Linked DNA regions of Homo sapiens: region 2 is linked to region 1. A link is an interaction called in ENCODE POLR2A ChIA-PET data of the cell type or tissue named here. Cell type or tissue: Panc1. All regions are shown on one strand. Links, peaks and the distances in the headings refer to the core of each region. The heading gives the core; the rest is flanking DNA.

Region 1 (10,444 bases), core at 1,037-9,036:
ACTACCCACCATTAGTCACTTAGTAGCCCTCTGTTATCAGATGGACTGTAGCAGTATCGCAGTGCTTACGTTGAAGTAACTCTTGTTTAACTTAATCATGGCCATAAAGCTCAAAAGTAGTAATACTGGCATATTGTTATAATTGTTCTACTTTATAATTAGTTACTGCTGTTAATCTTACTGTGCTTGATTTATAAATTAACCACAGGTATATATGCACAGGAAAAAACATAGTATATATAGGGCTCGGTACCATCAGTGGGGTTTCGGGCATCCACTGGGGTCTTGGAACATATCATCTGCAGATAAGGGGGATCTAACATATTATCATTCCCATTTCCAGGATAAGAAAACTAAAGGAAAGATGAGATAACCAAGACTAGACAAAACCAAATAACTCACTCAAGGTCACATAATCAATAAAGGACAGTGCTAGGATTTGAACCTATGTCTGTCTGACTCTAAAACGTGTGCTTAGCCACTGTCACACTGTTTTAGTTTGTCTTCATAAATGCTGTAAGTATATACAACAAGAGCTAAAAGTATAGATGAAGACAAAGACCTGAGTCCACAGCCTGGCTCTACCATCTTCCAACTGTGGGACGGAGGACAAGCTCCTCAACTTCTGGGAGCCTCAAGTCCCTCATCTATAAAATTAAGATGTTTAAGGCACCTATGGGTGAGTGTGAAAGGGTAAATATAAAAACTAAATGAGATAAGGCACACAGAGAGCTCAGCATACTGCCTGGCACATAACAAATGTTCAGTAGATGTTGGATGGTATCATTACCATCATCACCATCTTCCCTGTTTTATAGATAAGAAAATGGAGACACGGAGAGAGATAGTATTTGATGCAATGTTACAAAACCAGTTAGTGTCAATGAAAGACTTTAAACAAAGTCTAGCCAGCTTCAAAGTATCAACCCTTTTCCATTTGCCAAGTGTCTCATGAAAGCATAGGAAGTACATCCCAGACAGAGGGGGGCCTTGGAGAGATCTTCCTTAGGGAAAGGAAACCTGAACTAAATCTTGAAATACAACCATGAGTTGGTCAGATGAAGAAATGAAGTGAGAGAAAGGTGTTGCAGGCACAGGAAACAACACATTCAAAGGAACTGATTAAATAAATGGTGTGGCAATAATTGTAGCTACAATTATTTCAGTGTGGCTGCAGCCCAGGCTGTAGGGGCAAGAAAGTCTGAGTCCACAAATGAAGCAAACAAAACGTAGCATGATTTTAAGCAGTGGTTCTCAAAGTGAAATCAGGCCAGGAACATTAGCATCACCGGGAAACCTGTTAGAAGCGCAAGTTCTTGGGCCTATCCCAGACCTCCTGAATCAGAAATTTTAGGTCTTTTAAAGGTTCTGTATGTGATTGTGATGAATGGTTGATGTTTGAAAACATGATTTTCAGCAATGAGGAAATGTAAGGATGTTTTCAAAAACAATGAAATAATTCTTCATTAGACAGGTAATTCAGAAAAGGACCAAGGAGGAACCATGAATTCATGTATAATATCTGGATGGGTACCAACCATAATTCCCTTGATGTGCTTGGCTTTTCTTTGACAGTAGTTAATCAATGTAATAGGTTACTCTACTTAAAGATCCAATTTGCCCTACACTTCATCTTGGCAAAATACTCTGAACTAGGCTTACATTTTAAATCTTAAAAAAAAAAAAGAATTTTTTTAAAAAAAACAGGAATCTTCTAAGTTTTATACCTCATTATGGACTGAATGTTTGTGTCCCCCCAAATTCATGTTAAAACCTAATCACCAATGTGACTGTATTAGGAGATGGGAACTTGGGAAGTGTCCTTATTAGTGCACTTACAAAAGAGGCCAGGGAGAGATTCTTCACCTCCTTTACCATGTGAGGACACAAGGTGCCATCTATGAACCAGACAGCAGGCCCTTACTAGATGCTGAATCCATCAGTGCCTGATCTTGGACATCCCAGCCTCCAAAACTGCGAGAAATCAACTTCTGTGTTTGTAAGAACCCAGTTTGTGGTATTTTGTTATAGCAGCCCAAATGGACTAAGACATACCCTAAAATGCCTATTAAAACTAAATGTTTTGAGCCAGGCACGGTGGCTCACGCCTATAATCCCAGCACTTTGGGAGGCCGAGGCAGGCGGATCATGAGGTCAGGAGATCAAGGCCATCCTGGCTAACATGGTGAAACCCCATCTCTATTAAAAACACACACACAAAAAAAAAATTAGCTGGGTGTGGTGGCACGCACCTGCAATCCCAGCTACTCAGGAAGCTGAGGCAGAAGAGTCACTTGAACTCGTGAGGCAGAGGTTGCAGTGAGCCGAGATCATGCCATTGCACTCCAGCCCAGAAGACAGTGCGAGACTCTGTCTCAAAAAAAAAAAAAAAAAACACTAAATGTTTTTATAAACCAATATAATCCCAATTAAAAGTGTATCAGTTTTGTAAATTTTACACATTACAATCAATGTTTTTCTTTTAAAAACAAAATTGTAGTTTTGCAATTCCATGAGCTTCACTTCAGTTTTCTTTGTTAAATCCAACCAAAATTAAATGCTGCCTAAAGGAGGGCCACTTCACTTCCAAGTACATCATCTACCAAGGTTCCGAACAAGATTTCACTTGAAAAAAAGGGTGCTCCACTAATAAGAGAAGTCTGAAGGCAACTGGCTTAAAATTCAATATCTTTAGCTTAAAATATAAGGCCCTCCAAAGCCTGGTCCGCATCATTTCTCTCAAACCTTGTTTCACACTACTTCCTGCCTGGAAATGAACTCTCTAGCAAAAAACACCACATTGTTACTCATCTTTGTTAAGGTGTTCATATTGTAACTTCTCAATGATTATTTCCTGATTTGGTTTTGTTTTACTTATTTTTCAAAAATATATTTTTCAAAAATATATTCACCTATGGGAAACAAACACCATGTTCTAGGTCCAGGTGGGACTAAGCTTAGCTGACTTCCATTATATGGTCAAGAGGGTAGGGTCCATAGGTCAGGCATAACAGGGCGTAGTTGTTCCTTAGGTCCTTTTGAGGCCCTGGGTTGGGCCAGGAGTGAAGCCACAAGGAGTCCTCCATACTACCTCTTCCCTTTGAATTCTGTAAACCACAGTTAGGCACAGGCTTCTCCCAGGAGTAACATTTCTTGGGTGGCTCATTGGCTAAGGAAAAGGAAAGACATTCTGGACAGTCAAGGAAGAACTACAGCGCCTTAACCATGGGTCACCCAGGGAGCACAATATTCCCTAAGTCAAAACTAAATGCGCTTCCCTTTATCTGTTGATCATCTTGGATGGCTGCCACAACAAATAATTATCTGACTAAAATGTCATACCAAGCTTGAGGAAACCCTTCTTTAGGGCTCAGTTTCATGACACATTGCCCAAGATGACCTCTCTGAACACCTCAGACTGGGTTAGGCACCTCTCCTTGGTTTTCCATAGTTCTTTGTTGTTGTTGTTGTTGTTCAGAGTTTTGCTCTGTCACCCAGGCTGGAGTGCAGTGGCACGACCTCAGCTCACTGGAACCTCCACCTCCCAGGTTCAAGTGATTCTCCTGCCTCAGCCTCCCGAGTAGCTGGGTTTACAGGCATGGGCCACCACCCCTGGCTAATTTTTGTATTTTTAGTAGAGATGGGGTTTCACCATGTTGGTCAGGCTGGTCTTGAACTACTGCCCTCAGGTGATCTGCCCACCCCAGCCTCCCAAAGTGCTGGGATTACAGGTGTGAGCCACTGTGCCTGGCCTCTTTTTGTTTGTTTTTAATTATTCACCAATGAAGAAGCAGTGGTGACCATAGTTCTTAACCCTGCATTATATATGAATCTAAGTCTTCTATTAGATCATATGTTCCTTTAAGGCAAAGACCTTTTATCTCAAGGAGCTAACACAGTGTCTGGCACATAGTAGGTGCTCAATAATGTAGCAGAGACTACTATCTGCCTATCCCAATATCCAATTGATTTTTCTTAGTAAAAGGAACCCCAGTTATGGCCAGTGAAAAGCAAGAAGTACTACCTGGAAGCTTCTAAGAAATATCCTCAAAAAATACTAAACGCCATTTGTTTTACACACATCCACCCCTGCTGTGCTGCTTAGAATGTAGATGAAATGACTGGCGCTCCAACTTGGATCCTGGGGATGATGGAGACAAAAGCTGGAAGCAGCCTAAATGCCAGATGACTGCAAAGCTGACAAAGCAGCCCTGGTCTGCCTTCTACATAGTAGTCATTATTTGGAAATCTTTGTTATTTTGGATCTCTACTATTTGTAGAGAAATCTAATCAAACTAATAAATGATCTGATATCCAACTTCTAATTTTTGCTACCAATTGCTATATTCTCCAAGAAAAGTACAAATGTTGCCTTATTAATTCATGTTCTGGTTCTGCTTCTTCTCAATCTTTCCCTGACACACTTTGAAATGCAATGTTTCATCAGCTCTCTGATTTCCTTTCACAGCCCATTTTACTCTGTCACTTGTATCCCTTGTTTATTCAATTCCTCCTCTCCAGCTAAGATGTCTCAGTCACTTCTCTCTTCAATATAGCTTGTAAAAGGAGGCTGGGCATGGCAGCTCACAGCGGTAATCCCAGCACTTTGGGAGGCCATGGCAGGAAGACTGCTTGAGGCCAGGAGTTCGAATCCAGCCTGGGTAACACATAGTGAGACCCTGTCTCCACCAAAAAAAAAAAAAAAAAAAAAAAAAAAAATTAGCCAGGCATGATGGCATGCACCTGTAATCCCAGCTACTAACAGGAAGCTAAGGTGGGAAGATCATTTGAACCCAGGAGTTCAAGGCTGCAGTGAGCTACAATCTTGCCACTATACTCCAGCCTGGGTGATGGAGCAAGACCCTGTCTCCAAAAAAAAAACCAAAAAAGACACAACCCCAATAGCCCAATAGCATCCTTAGGCAGTGCCTTCACAAAGGAGAAGTTTTCACAAATAAACAGACTTGTTCTCTGATAGCTTCATGAAAACAAAAACAAAAACAAAACACCACATGTAATATTTATAAAATTCTTCTGGGATATTTCAGACTGAGCTAGTAGAGCTCAGGTGATCCTAATTTGCCTGCTGTTAATTTTCCATGCTATTAATGCTCATATCTTTGTGAATATGGTCTGTCATTCTCTTCACTTGCTCAAAATATTCTTGTTATCCTTAAATTTCAGAAGAATTTCAAGTGGCTATTGAGTTATCTTTCTGTTAATCCCATAAGACATAAGAATTTTAAGTTTCCAAACTGACAAAGATTCTTTGTGTGACCAAACTTCAGTCAGGCTCCTGAACCTTCTCCTAGGACCATCTGTGCACTTCTTTATAAAATCCAGTTTTAGCAAAGAACCCTGCTAAGGCAGTTTAGCAAGAACCTCCTACCCTTGATATCTAATCACTCTCAGGATCTGATCGGGTTTCTCATCCTCCACCACCCTCCAGGTGATGTCTGATCACCCCGGCCTGTCTTCAGTGAGAATCCTATCAGGTAAATTTAGCCAGAATGCCCCTGACCCCTGATGTTTCCTCGTAGTAATTTTCCATCCACTGACCCTCACCTTACTCTCTGGCTACAAATTCTCACTTGCCCATGCTGTATTCAGAGTTAAGTCCAATCTCTATTCCCCACTGCAAGACCCGACTGCAGTGGTCCCTGTACCTCCTGCAGTGGTGCTAAATAAACACTGCCTCATGCCTTAGCAGGTATCACTGAATAATTTTTTCTTTAACAAAACTAAATTTCACTTTCTATATTAAAAAGAAAGTTATGAATTTAATAAATTACTAATTATTCTTCCTACTTCCTCAAAAATGTCTCCATTTCCAAAAACCTTTTTACATTATTTTCACTCATTTATTCAGTCTTTCTTTGCTTTTGATCTGATTTAGAGGATTTTTTGTCTGCTTTACTTATTAGAAGCTGTAGGGTGTCAGTTTTCATGTTCTTATTTGTTCTCTTGTACTTATCACTACTATTATCTTTTTCATTCTAATTTATTTGTGTTTAATAGTTGCTATATTCTCTTTCTGCCCTAAGTGTAGATAAGAACTCGTCTCTGAATTGTAGTTGTGATTCCTGTACTTGTTGTCTAAGCGTCACTGTTACATTAATCTGCTTTTCTGGATTTGCTCTTTTGACCTAGCAAACTTGACTTTTATTTGTTCCACGTAATTTCATGGTATCATAATGAGTTTAATAACAGAAGTAACTGTACGCTCTTGTAACTTCCCAAAAGTTCCCTGATGGAGACAACTAAAATTCCACAAAAAATTCCACAAACCATGAGAAGAGGGCAACGTAAATAGCCTCAAACTTTACTTCTGCTTTCTTTTCAAGATACTTGAGCAGGAGCCTCTGACTTTTCTGTAACTGGAACAGCCCAGAGACGCAAGAGATGCCACCCTGACTGTAAATAACTGGAAATTTCTAAGCAAAGTAAAGGTTAACTCTCAAAAATTAACAAGATAAGAGGCAGAACTGTGAAGGTCTCCTGATATCTCTATTTTCAACAGCTTCTACAAGTATCCCTAGGCCATCTGGTGACATCTTCAAACCTTCAAGGCTGCCTAAATATTTAAGTATTGTAATACTAAGTAATACTGAACTAAGTATTAAAATATTTACTTTAAACAATTTTCGGCCAGGCGCGGTGGCTCACGCCTGTAATCCCAGCACTTTGGGAGGCCGAGGCAGGCAGATCACGAGGTCAGGAGATCGAGACCATCCTGGCTAACATGGCGAAACCCTGTCTCCACTAAAAATAAAAATAAAAAAATTAGCTGGGCGTGGTGGGGGGCACCTATAGTCCCACCTACTCAGGAGGCTGAGGCAGGAGAATGGCGTGAACCTGGGAGGCCGAGCTCGCAGTGAGCCGAGATCATGCCACTGCACTCCAGCCTGGGCGACAGAGCAAGACTCCGTCTCGAAGAAAAAAAAAAAAAAAAAAAAATTTCCCAGAATAAAAATGTTTAAATAAAACGAAAAGCACACAGGATGACTGACTGTGGGCAATAAATTCTTTATTATAATGAACATGGGATATTTACAACTTGGCACTATGTAATAATTTTGTATTTTCTGCCTTATTCCCCAAAAAGCAGTTTTTGAGAGTAGGGATTCAATCTTTAAAAAAGAAGTATGGCTGGCCAGGCATAGTGGCTCACACCTGTAACCCCAGTACTCTGGGAGGCTGAGGTACATGGATTGCCTGAACTCAGGAGTTTGAGACCAGTCTGGCCAACATGGGGCTCTACCAAAAATACAAAAAAAAAAAAAAAAAATTAGCTGGGCATGGTGATGCGTGCCTGTAATCCCAGCTACTCGGGAGGCTGAGATGGGAGGATCACCTGAGCCTGGGAGATGGAGGTTGCAGTGAGCAGAGATCATGCCACTGCACTCCAGCCTGGATGACACAGAGAGACTCCATCTCAAAAACAAAAGAAGGAAATATGGTCTAGTTTAGACTCACCTCAACCAAAGCAGCTCTTGTTTTATATTGGAATTCTGGGTAAGATTTTCTTTCAAAAAGGGGTTCAAATATTATTTTGCTTTTAAGTTTTAAAAAACAATTGTAGCCTACCAGAAAAGACTAAAATACCAAGTGTTGGTAAAGATGTGAGGCAACTAGAACATGTTCATTTACAGTACAGCCATACATGAATGATAGAGACACTTTGGAAAACTGTTAGAAAGTATCTGTTAAACACACACACACACACACAAACACACACACACACACACACACCCCTTGTCATCCAGCAATTCTATTCATTGGTATATACCTAAAAGAAATGAATGCTATATCCACCAAAAGTAATGTACAAGAACGTTCTTAGCAACTTTGATCCATAATAGCCCCAAACTAGAAAGACCCCAAATGCAAAAATCTTGGAATAAGCATGGTAGGTTCTACTCATGATTGTGACATGTTAATTTTTGAAAAAACATAGAGCCTTACAGGGCCTCCATTCCACATACTGAAATGCTAAGTAACATCTCTTTACTTTCTAAAATTCATTAATTCATAATATAATTTCTATGAATTTTCTTGGCCTTTATGTTTACCTTAAACATAGCAAGTATATACACAAAATGTTCTCTTCCTGATTAGCACCAAAATTTAACTTAAGCATATCTCTTTAATCCCTACTGAAGAGGCTGGTGGTCTAATGGCCTCCTTTTATATTAGCAGATGTAGGTGGCATCGGTGCCGGGCCAACATACAAGCACAAAGACTGAAATACCTAATACAGGTGATTAAAAATCAATTATAGTCTATTATCTGGAAATAATAATAAACTGCAATCAGAGTAGCCAGAGCTGAAATTTTCTTTGAATCAATAAAAACAACCTAGAGCCACTACAATGATGGTATGTCATAACTTATAATCAATAATTGAAAGCTTGGTACAGGCAGGCAGCTGTTCCTTTGAGATTATCTACATAAGAAATCTATTTACTATACAAGTTCTATACAGCAAAAAAAAATTAAGCAGATATTCCTTGGTGAAAGTAAGAAGGGCACACAAGGAAAGTATTTTTTACAGGTGTTATATATTACTTTGATAAAAAGTATATATAACACCTTTTATATTTCTTTTTATATATGTATATATAACACCTTATATATTTCTTTTTTACAGGTGTTATATATTACTTTGATAAAAGAAAAAAAACAAAAATAAAATTTAGTTATAGCCAACTCTTCTTCATGAAGAGATGCTACCTGAATTTAATAGTAGTTTCCATTTTTATATCCTCATTCCAGGTATATAAGTCATCAAGACAGGTTAGAGGGTATACTAGTTGTCACTTCATAAGAAAAGAAGCAAAATGCTAAAAATCATCATTTGAGAAGTTTTGAATCCAAGGAACTTCTTGTATGGATTAGGCTTCCAAATTTTGGAGATTCTCTAGCCTTTTGTAAAAAATAAGAGAGGTTATATCCTTCAGATGACAAAGGAAGCACAACACGTAGTAAAATGCCACGGAGAAAAGCACGACCTCATTGAGACCAAGGCACAGATTCGAATTCTGGCCTTGCCATCTAAATCTGAACAAATCGTTTTAATCTTACTGTGACTCAGTCTTCTTGTCCATAAAATGAAGAGATTAGGTTAGACGAAGCTTTTATTTTTCTCTACCACTAAAAATTTCAAAATGCTTATAATTCACTATGTGCTCATTAACATGATATATGCACTTCCTGATTTTAACCTTAATCCACACAAAAGCCAACTATCCTCATTAACAACAATATCTAGAAATTAGAAATCAGAAGCCACTAAAACTGAATGATTGGCATTAAGGTCTGAGACCCTGAAGAAGGCTTTTCACCGCCTGTAAGGTGGGTTTGTATCCATCAAACAAATAAAGAGGGCCACGATATATAAATGAAAAAATGAAGTATAAATAAGTGAACATCTGTAATAAACTAGTAGAGAATTAATAAAAAAAGAAACCTCATCAATGAAGCTGTATCTGTTCCAGAAAAGGTCTTCAGTTTCTATATATACACACAGGAACATACACACATATATACATAAAACACATACATACATATGTATAGATCATTATTAGCTAAATATAGAGTCAAAATAAAAAACGTATCTTCTACTCACTTTGACAGAGACACTCCCCCAGCTTTCCCAATCATCTCTTCATGGTGCAATACTGAGTGGTTCCATGGAATCTGGAGGAACTTTAAGAGTGTTCTCATCCACCGTTCAGGATGTAAGACAAGTTGTTCATAGTGAACCAACATGCACTTTTTATAACCAACCTCCATACACTGGTTATACATGGTCTCTATAGCACGATTCCACTTTGTCAAACAGTCCCTATAGCTGTTCAGATCAAATCCAGCTATAGTAACTTTTCGAGAAATCATTGAATGTACTGATGCCCGGCCATCTCGGACCATCAGGAGAAATTTGGCATTGGGGAATAACCTAGAAAGGTAAGTTAAAGATTTCAGGGCAAAAGGATCTTTATTACATAAATAAGGGGCTGGCTCCCCATGCTTAACGATAATTTCTAGTAAGAAGGCTTGCATGGCAGAATCCAGCACTTCATCAGTAACACCAGCCTCATCCAGGCGGATCTTCTCTTTACTTGACCGTGACCACATCTGCTTCAGGGCCAGGATTCGGGGAATGACCCTGGTTTCCTCTCCACAGCGAATGTCAGGATGTGCGTCCAGCATGGCCCTCATGAGTGTGGTTCCACTCCGAGGCACACCTCCAATAAATATTAAAGGCATATCTTTGTGATAGGCAAAGGTTTTGTTGGCTTTGAGGTCCAGGCCAGTTCTCACAGTGGTCCTTGTGCTCTCCAATTTGACTGGCTGGCTACGTTCCTCTATCCGGTGATGGCATTCCATGGCATGCTGGCCCAGGTAAAACACAGTCACAGAACTAATCACCAGACATGCCAAT
Region 2 (10,444 bases), core at 1,250-9,249, 60 kb before region 1:
TACTTCAATAGGGGAAAAAAAAAATCCTGCCAAGTTGAGGAAATGAATTTAACTCCATGGTTGTTGCTTTGAAGGCCTATGAAAATTCTGAAAGAATGAGATAAGAATTTCTTTAACTAAAATTTAGGCCAGACAAAGTGGCTCATGCCTATATGCCTATAATCCCAGAACTTTGGGAGGCCAAGGTGGGAGGATCACCTGAGCCCAAGAAGTCAAGGCTGCAGTAAGCTATGATCGTGCCACTGCATTCCAGAGCACTCTGGGCAACAGAGCGAGACCCTGTCTCATAAATAAATAAATAAATAAATAAATAAATAAATACTCTTCAAATTTAGGCACAAGAAATAAAGTGAGAAGTAGCTTAAAATTTATCATACTTCAAATTTACCCAGTATGGTATTAGTTGGAATATTCCTACTACAGCCCAGAAACCCAATTCAAGTAATACAGTCAAAAAGGGAAATGTTTCCTGGAACTGTGGCAAGGGCAGAGCTGGAAATGATCTTCATGGGCAACCAGAACCAGGACCTCAACCCCTGCCAGACACTCCCTTGACCTCTTTGGCTCTGCTTCTCTCGATGGGTTGGCTTTATTCCCTTACACACTGAGGAACACGACCCCATTTGCAGTGAACACACGGTAATAGAATAACTGAGTACAAGTATGTCAAACACATAACAAGAAGTCCAGACATGAGGTGGATGGACAGTCCTAAGCCCAGAAATCAAGGGAAGCCTCTGCCCTAATCTTCCTTCTGTCACCTTCAGTGTGTTATTGATGATAACTTCTCTTAGGATCACAAAGTGGCTGCAGCAGGGCTAAGCATAATGTTCTTTCACAGCAATGTTCAAAAGCAGGAAGGAAAGAGTAAGCTCTTTTCACACAATTCTTTATTTTCTCAGAAAGCTAAATCTCTCCCAGAAAATCCCTAGCAAACATCTCCTTATCCAGACCTAAGAATGATTAACTGAGAGTCTAACACCTTTAAAGGTCTGCTAGAAACATTTATCACTGGCTACTATCCATTCTTTCTGAGGGCTGCTGCCTGTGAGAGTTCAAGACTACCTTTGCTAGCCAGGCAAAGGTGGTCTTCTCTTCCTCCCATAACCTGTTTTGCCACCATAACTTGTTTGGCCATGATCCAAGCCCCTATTCTTTCTGTATCTCAGGGTGGTACAAAAGTGTCAATCATCTAGCCATTTGAGTTTTTTTTTTAAAAGAATTGTATAACTCCCATGCACACATGTGCACATAAAATTTGTAAGCTCTTTTTTTCCCTGTTAAAAAAAAATCTCCTTATGTATCACTGGCTACAAAAAAATGGTCAAGTGGTCATTCCACCCACAAGAGTATATGGGAAAATGAATATCTGGCATTTTTATCTACCTTTTTTGGTTTTTTAAAGGAATAGTCTTTACTAACAGGGAAAAAGGAACAAGCAGTCAGCAGTGTCTAACGCTTCCAGCAACAGTTCCTGTGCCTTATATCCAGTGGCCCTCCCTACCAGAGAGAAACCACCTTTCTTCCCTTGGTACCATTTCACAGTCCCAGGGAAAGACCTTTATTTGCCTGTGTTGGGTCAGGTTCCTACTCCTGAACCAACCTGCTGTGACCCTCAGAGGGCTAGGGTCATTGTGCTAGATTTTGCCCATTTGTACTTGCAGAAACCTAGGAAGTGTGTAGCAATGAATCCTAAGAATGTTAGACCAGACAAGAAGGAATGTAACGTTGGACTTGGTCAAATTTATCAATATATGAGTACATTAACCAGATATTTTGGATGCAGTATATTGGCTTGAGTAATCAGGGAATAACTCTAACAATTTCCTCACCTGGTTGGCCAAAACCTGGATCCATCAGTGGCTTACATTAAATGAAGCTTAGATGCCAGAACCTCCTTGGTATACTGTAAATAAAAGTTGTTCAAGCCAGGTGCAGTGGCTCATGCCTGTAATCCCAGCACTTTGGGAGGCCAAGGTGGGTGGATCACCTGAGGTCAGGAGTTCCAAGACCAGCCTGACCAACATGGTGAAACCCTGTCTCTACTAAAAATACAAAAATTAGCTGGGCATGGTGTCGGGCACCTGTAATCCCAGCTACTGAGGAGACTGAGCAGGAGAAGTGCTTGAACCCGGAAGGCAGAGGTTGCAATGAGCTGAGACAGTGCCATTGCACTCCAGCTTGGGCAACAGGAGCAAAACTCAGTCTCAAAATAAAATTTATTCAAAAGGTTAGAAAATAAGGAATACTGGGGTGTATTTAATACGTATGACTGATCTGTTCACTGATCTCCTAACTACATCCCAGGAATGTCTAGAGAACTCACTCCTTTACCAAGCCTTTGAGAAATACATTGGTGAAGGGGGCAACAACATCCCTAAAAAGCTCTTTAGTGCTTGTTCGCTGCAGGCTAGAAATAACAATGGGAAAGGCTGTCAGAGAAATAGATTCCCTGAACCCAAGGGAAGGATGAAAAGATCTCTGAGTCACAGCAGCCAACTGGTGACGCTTCATGACAGAAACAATGGGCACATGGCTATACTTTATAAGCACACGCAGAGGTAGAGTAGGAAAAGAGAATGGTGTGAGCTGTAGAGATCTCTGGTGGTGGCTGATTGGTGATGGTGTCCCTAGGACTAACAGAGATGGGTAGCATACTAAAGCCATACCTCAGGGGTTACATTAGAGCTGCCTCTCTCTACCAAAATATTACACCAAAAGTAATACTGCATTCCTAGAGGAACTGCAGAGATTAGTATCGCCAACAAAAACTTAAGATACAGGATGATACTTCATGAGTGATGTGTGGAGGTATGGCAGGCCCTAGAGGTAAATCACAGTATAGAACCCTAGGATTTTAGAGCAAAGCTATGCTAACTTCTGGAGATCATTACTCTCCCTTTTGAGAAAGAGCCCTTGCTTGCTACTAGGATTTAGTAAGGACTGAACACTTTACCACTGGCTACCAAGTTGCCCAAGTCGCTTAGGCTGCTCATCATACACTCGAAGCAGTGTACATGACTGCACATTTTGTGTCAAAGGAGTGATGGCTATAAATACGAATCCACACTGATTTGTGGTCAGCAGCAGATGGTTTGACTGGAAATTCAGAAACTTAGAATAAGGTTGGGAAACTTGTGGTAAGATATAGAAAAGAGCTATGTCAATAAACTATTCTCAAACAGGACAAAGTGTGAGGGTATTTGTGTCCCATGTAAATGATGACCAATGTATAATCTCAGCAGAGGAGGCTCTCAATAACCAAGTGGACAAAATGACTCATTATTTTATCAGCCACTGTTTCCCTTGCTCAGAACGCTAATGAACAAAGTTCATATCCTACTGTGAGAGCAACAGGAATGAAGGTCATGCATGTGCTCAGTGACACAGGCTTCCACCTGTCAAGGCTGACCTGGCAACAATCATGGCTAAGTGTCCAACCTGCCAACAGGAGAGGCCAACAATGGTGCCCCAATAAAGCGCTGCTCCCAGGGGGTCTGGGCAGCCATCTGTAGCAGGATGATCACACTGGACCGCTTCCATCTAAAAAGGACACTGCTTTTACTCAATGAAGATTTCCTTCTCTGCCCACAACATTTCTGTCAAAAACCAGCATCCTTTCCCTTACAAAATATCTTATTCACCATAATGGCATTCTAAACAGTACTGCTTCTGGTCAAGTACTTCATTTTAAAGTGAATGAAGTGGGCCGGGCGCAGTGGCTCACACCTGTAATCCCAGCACTTTGGGAGGCCGAGGCGGGCGGATCACGAAGTCAAGAGATCGAGACCATCCTGGCTAACACGGTGAAACCCCGTCTCTACTAAAAATACAAAAAAACTAGCCGGGCGTGGTGGCAGACGCCTGTAGTCCCAGCTACTCAGGAGGCTGAGGCAGGAGAATGGCATGAACCCGGGAGGCGGACCTTGCAGTGAGCCGAGATCTCATCACTGCAGACAGAGCGAGACTCCATCTAAAAAAAAAAAGTGAATGAAGTGGAGTTTTGGTTCCATTATGGTGAGGTTAAGCCACCTACATCCCATAAAGTTGTTCCTCCCTCTAATTACAACTATAAAGTTTGAGCAAACTTTTAAAAAATAACTACCTTGGGCCAGGCGCGGTGGCTCACACCTGTAATCCCAGCACTGTGGGGAGGCTGAAGTGGGTGGGACACCTGAGGTCAGGAGTTCAAGACCAGCCTGGCCAACATGGTGAAACCCTGTCTCTACTAAAAATACCAAAAATTAGCCGTGCATGGTGGCGGCTGCCCGTAATCCCAAGCTACTCAGGAGGCTGAGGCAAAAGAGTCGCTTCAACCCGGGAGGGGGAGGTTTCAGTGAGACAAGATTGTGCCACTGCACTCCAGCCTGGGCACCAAGAGTGAAACTCCATCTCAAAACACAGCAAAACAAAACAAAACAAAAAACTATATGAGGATCTGGAAAGTAAATAAAAGCAGGCAGATTGTGGAGGGAAGTAAAAAGTTGGAGAAGTGACCTTACAGGGTGAGTTTTCTGTTTGTTTATTTTTTTCTCATCAAGTTTTTCCTTGAGGGTGGGACAGCTTCAGTCACTAAGCAGCACACGTAGGTGGCTAAAACTCTGATAGGAATTGTTTTCTTTCTGGTCAGAGCAAGCAGGGAAAGGAGCCAAAGAAAGACAGGGAGTCAGAGCAAACTCCTGGAGCAGAAACAGCAGGTGAAGGAGCTCTCCACTTTTATGTATGCACCTACACGGGTCTCACCTTAACCTCTGAATCACACATGCACAGGACAAACCCAAACCAGTTTAGCAAAGGCTTTGCTTTGATAACTGAATTGGGATTTGAATCACTGCCTGCAAAAGGCAAAACAATGTATAATCCAGCCTACCTGAGTTGATTGCCTGCTAAAACAAAAGTAAATGCATTCACAAGAGTATTATAAAGGAACCCAGAGTCTATACAAGATAACAGTCTTTATGTCCAGAGAGAGAGAGAGAGAGACGTGCACACTCCAGCCAGTCCAGTGCTGTAATCTTATATAATATAATCATGCAATCACATATCTCCCATCGCCTTTGTTGTATTCTATTCGTTCCAAGCAAGTCACAGGTCCTGTCCACATTCAGGTGGAGGGAATCACTAACAGGTGTGGACAGAGGCGGAATCAAGGGGTCATCACATGAGGAATAGAAAAGTTATCACTATCAATTTGACAAAGATTAGAAGGACTCTAAGAAAATACTGCAGCTTCCTGCCAACAAATTTGACAACTTAAGTGAAATGGCCAAATTACTTTAAAAAATACAATTTATCAAAATTGATACAAGAACAAGAAAATCGAAATAGCCCTATATTCACTAAATATTATCAAAATCCTTCCCCAAAAGAAAACTCGCAGCAGCTGTGGGCTCTCCCAGTTTACAGGTCTTAATCCTCAAGGGAGAAGTGCTTCTTTGGGGGAGACACAACATTATTTCCACTGAACAGAGAGCTGAGACTGTTAACTCAGCACTTCTTGCTCCTCATGCCACTTAGCCAAAGACAAGTAAGGCAGGTACTATAATAGCTAGGCTGATTGATCCCGATTATCAAGGAAGAACCAAGTTTAAAATACACAATGGGAAAAAAATACTCAATGGAAGAAGGAAAGAAATTGCCTGGAACCTAGGATTTTCTATTACACTTGTTTATTATGGAAAGTTAACGGGATATTAGAGCAAAACAATATGGCCATTTATTGGTACATACACCCCAGAATGAAGGTTTAGGCCACCCCACCAGGCAAAGAACAAAGACCATCTGAGGTGACTACTGAGGACCAAAGGAACATGGAATGGCTAGAGGAAGAAAGAAATGACAGATACCTGCCATGATCACATGAAAGGTACAGAAAATGAGAACTACAATAGTTTGGCAGATATTCTTCTTTGCTTTGATATGAATATATACTGAATATATTAACGAATTCTTTTTTCCACTTTTCCCTGTCTAATAATACTCTCTAATATAAGGTGTATTGACTCTGGCTGGGCACGGTGGTTCATGCCTATAATCCTAACACGTTGAGAGGCTAAGGCAACAGGATTGCTTGAGGCCAGGAGTTCAAGAGCAGCCTGGGCAACACAGTGATACCTCTTGTCTCTACAAAAAGTTAAAAATAAAAAAAATTTAGCTAGGTGTGGTGGTGCACACCTATAGTCAAGAAGCTAAGGCAGGCGGATCGCTTGGGCCCAGGAGATTCTGGATGCAGTGAGCTATGATGGCGCCACTGCACTGCAGCCTGGGTGACAGAACAAGACCTTGCCAAGAAAAAAAAAAAAAGGAAATGGCTAACTCTGTATCTCAGTATATGTAAGTTTTAGGATATCAAAGAGGGGATGTGACTCAGCTAGTGGAATACATTCATATCAGCCAGAAATGTACAAAGCACAATATGAAATACAGCATCTCCTCTTTGAGGGAGTGCTTAGCATGTTTTCAGTTTGCTAAGCGATAGTTACAACATGTTAAGCAGAGCATTTAGCTTTATCTGGCAGTTAAATATGGTTTAAGTAGGTGTGTATGTAAGCCAGGCTGGCAAAGGAATGGCCTATGCTGGATGGTCAACTGGCACCACCACCACTGTTGTCTAGGACAGAAAATTAAGTCTCCCAGAATTCCTTTCCCTGTGTGGTTCTGGGTCAGAGGCTTCTGTGAGTTTTAGAAGGTGGAAATGAAGTAGAAGCCATTATTTTTAAGAGGTCAGGGCAGTCAGATGCAGTCGCTCCACTGGCCTCTCCTAAAGCTCCACTTTATCCCCGTGGCAGTCTTCACAGACCTTTCCTTGGGATCCCACACTGAGTCCTACTTTGGCAGCGAGAGGCAGTTTCCTAGCACTTCTCTGCCCTCTCTAGAGCTGCAGGTTTCAGTCATCAGTGCCTATTCCTCTGGTCTTCCAACTGTAGCTGTATCCAGCTCATTCCCTACTCCTATTGTAAACAACGTGTCCAGTATACAATAAAAAACGTGCAGACCTTCACTTCTCTAGTCCTCCCATATTTGCACAGGCCTTAATTACTATATTAAACCCCTCACTCCTATAACACTTAACAGTGGCTCAATGTTTCCCTGACTGAGCCCAGACTGATACATAGTCATAAAGTGCTGCCACAACCTCTGGGGCTTTGCCTCTGGGTAATGGAGCATTTCTCACCTACGGCAGAATCCTTGTGAGCTGAGCCGTAACTCCAAGAGCCTCATATCTGAATATCCCTTTTCTTGGTTCCTGGCATATTCTTTTTCTACGTGTAAGGTTTATTTTGCTAATAAGAATCATTTTATTGAGCATCAAGTAATTGTCAAGTATTACTGGCACTCAGGCTACAAAATGCAAATGATATCTTTGTCCTTGAAAAGTCTTTACTTATTTATTTTTTTAAAAAACTACATATACAAGCCAGGTGCAGTGACTCACGCCTGTAATCCCAGCACTTTGAGAGGCCAAGGTGAGCAGATCGCCTGAGGTCAGCAGCTTCAGACCAGCCTGGGCAACTTGGTGAAACCCTGTCACTACTAAAAATATAAAAATTAGCCAGGCATGGTGGCATGCACCTGTAACACCAGCTACTCTAGGGGCTGAGGTGGGAGAATTGCTTGAACCCAGGAGGCGGGGGTTGCAGTGAGCAGAGATCGCACCACTGAACTCCAGCCTGGGTGACAGAATGAGACTCCGTTTCAAAATAAATTAATACATACATACATACATACATACACACACAGCTGTTTTTCTAAATACAAATGGTAAAACATAACACTGACCATATCTTAAGAGATGCTCCCATATCATTACTTTTAAAACTATCTTATTCTGTTGAAGGGATGCATAGTCTTTTTTTTTTCAGACCAGAAAGTTGTTACTTTAACTAAACAAAGACTATAGCAACACTTTGAACTATATTAACATTTTCAGATGAAGGCATGTCTGGCATGTCCTTAGTTTAAAAGCAGCAGCATATAATATAAATCATCACAATATAATGTGAAAGTACACAAGTAAAGGTAGGTACATTGTAGCAGGAGGATCTGTGGCACAGAAGAGGTGTCATGTGAGTTGAGTTTTAAAGGACAAAGTTGTAAGATGAGAAGAAGGACAATCAAGGCAGAAGGAACAAAGGTATGGAGGTATACAATGTGCTGTGGGAATGAAAGGGAGGCACTGTGGTGTGGTTAAAAGAATAAAAAGAGATGAGGTTGAAAAGGAAGGTTGAAAGCAGAAGGCAAAGAATCTTAATGCCATCATTCTAAAGCATTCCAACCTGGTTTGAATGCAGCTGATCCCAAAAGACCACTGCTCTCATCAAAACAAGAAAACACCAGATAAACTAAACTTCATACTTTTCTGTAAAGCCATGAAAAAGCAGTAAATGAATGCCAAGAAGTCTAACTGAGCCAATTTCTGGAGAAGGATGAGTTCTTCACAGAGAAACAAAAGCCTGTTTCTAGCTACCTTGAATCAATTGCCTGTCTGGGTACAAGTGGGCAGAAAAGGAGGTCTCCCATAGGTGGAAAGATTTTGCTGAAACAAGCCAAACTTTTAGTGAGACTGTGGACTGGTATGATTAATTAGAATCTGAAAGAGTCCCAAGTGTAAAAACAAATCTCTTGACCTGACAATTACATGTAATACTACAAGAGAATCTTAGTAAGTGCTGGTGGGAGCACAGTGAGAGACAGAAAGAGATCTCCCAATGCTGTGTGGTGCTTGGGTTCCAGGGCCCTGCTATAGTTGCAATCCAGAGGTAAAGTAAATTAATTTAATCTTCAACCCAACTGCCTCCCAGCTGCAATCTTGCTAAAATCAAAGAAATGAACCCCTCGTCTAAATGATATAGAAAGCTAAGGTTGGGCTAAAAGTCAAATTTCCTTAATCTCATTTGAATCCAGAGGCAAACTGAAATCAATTAAAGCTACTGCTCAGCCCCAGCTCAGCTTGATTCACTGTCAAATTTGAGTGATCACCTTAGCTACCTGCTGGAGGAAAGAACTGCTCTCTTTAACAAAAATAAAACAAAAAGTATTACCTAGTTCATTCTCTACCCCTCTGTTATACAAAAGGTCCAGTATGCAGTTAAAACTTCTAAGACATGTGAAGAAGCAAATGAGTACAGGCATACCTCATTTCATTGTGCTTTGCAGATGTTGTGTTTTTTACAAATTGAAGGTGTGTGGTAATCCTGTGGTGAGCAAGTCTGTTGGTGACATTTTTCCAACAACATGCACTCCCTTCATGTCTCTTTATGACACTGTGGTAATTCTTGCAATATTTGAAGCTTCTTCATTATTGTATCTGTTACGGTGATGTGCGATCAGAGATCTTTGATGTTACCATGTAATTGTTTTGGGGTGCCACGATCCTAAGCCCATATAACATAATTAACTTAATCAATGTTGTGTATGTTCTGACTGCTACACCAACTGGCTGTTTGTTCCCCCATCTCTCTCCCTCTCCTTGGGCCTCCCTGTTCCTGTGACACATTGATATTGAAAAAAGGCCGATTAATAATCCAACAATGGGCTCTAAGTGTCCAAATGAAAGGAATAGTCGCATATCTCTCACTTTAAGTCAGAAGCTAGAAACAATCAAGCTTAGTGAGGAAGGTATGTTGAAAGCCAAGATAAGCTGAAAGCCAGGCCTCTTCCATCAAATAGTCAAGTTGTGAATACAAAGGAAAAGTTCTTGAAGTAAATTCAAGTGCTACTCCAATGAACACACAAGTGGTAAGAAAGTGAGAGTCTTACTGTAGACATGGCAAAAGTTTTAGTGGACTAGACAGATAAAGCCAGCCATGACATTCCCTTAAGCCAAAGCCTAATCCAGAGCAAGGCCCTAATTCTCTTCAATTTTATAAAGGCTGTGAGAGGAAAAGTTGGAGGCTAGTAGAGGTTGTTTGTTTATGAAGATTAAGGAAAGAAGCTATCTCCATAACATAAAAATGCAATTTTCAGCCCACTGTTGAGACCTATTGCTTAGGAAAAAAGATTTCTCACAAAATACTATTGCTCGTTGACAATGCACCTTGTCACCCATGAGTTCTGATAGAGATATACAAGGAGATGAATGCTGTTTTCATGCTTGCTAACACAGTATCCATTCTGTAGTCCATGGATCAAGGAGTAATTTCTACTGTCAAGTTGGTTTTGTTTTTTGTTTTTTTTTTTGAGATGGAGTCTCGCTCTGTCACCCAGGCTGGAGTGCAGTGGCATAATCTTGGCTCACTGCAACCTCTCCCTCCCCGGTTCAAGCGATTCTCTTGCCTCAGCCTCTTGAGTGGCTGGGATTACACACATGCGCCACCACACCCAGCTAATTTTTGTATTTTTAGTAGAGATGGAGTTTCGCCATGTTGGCCAGGCTGGTCTTGAACTCCTGACCTCAGGTGATCCATCCACCTTGGCCTCCCAAAGTGCTGGGATTACAGGTTTA

Evidence for each region. ChIA-PET counts read pairs that join two places held together with the same protein. Peaks named below come from ENCODE experiments on the same cell type or tissue, not always from the same donor. Only the 100,000 strongest peaks of a DNase experiment are listed, where the experiment ranks them.
Region 2: POLR2A ChIA-PET joins it to region 1 with 11 read pairs; 4 of 35 experiments call an interaction of 5 or more read pairs at or near these places.

The regions. Positions count from the first base shown.
Region 1 is chr7:66,240,455-66,250,898 of GRCh38, reverse strand. It overlaps TPST1 (tyrosylprotein sulfotransferase 1), which reads right to left. Exons shown (of 6, transcript NM_003596.4): 2 at 9,629-10,444. Among named protein-coding and RNA genes, the nearest start is that of TPST1, 40 kb to the right of the region's middle. In Panc1, for the core only: no CTCF peak of the experiment used is centred there; no DNase peak of the experiment used is centred there.
Region 2 is chr7:66,300,681-66,311,124 of GRCh38, reverse strand. All of the region lies in intron 3 of TPST1 (tyrosylprotein sulfotransferase 1), which reads right to left. Among named protein-coding and RNA genes, the nearest start is that of LINC00174, 95 kb to the left of the region's middle. In Panc1, for the core only: no CTCF peak of the experiment used is centred there; DNase peaks (open chromatin) are centred at 3,130 and 3,294; H3K27ac peaks cover 259 bases.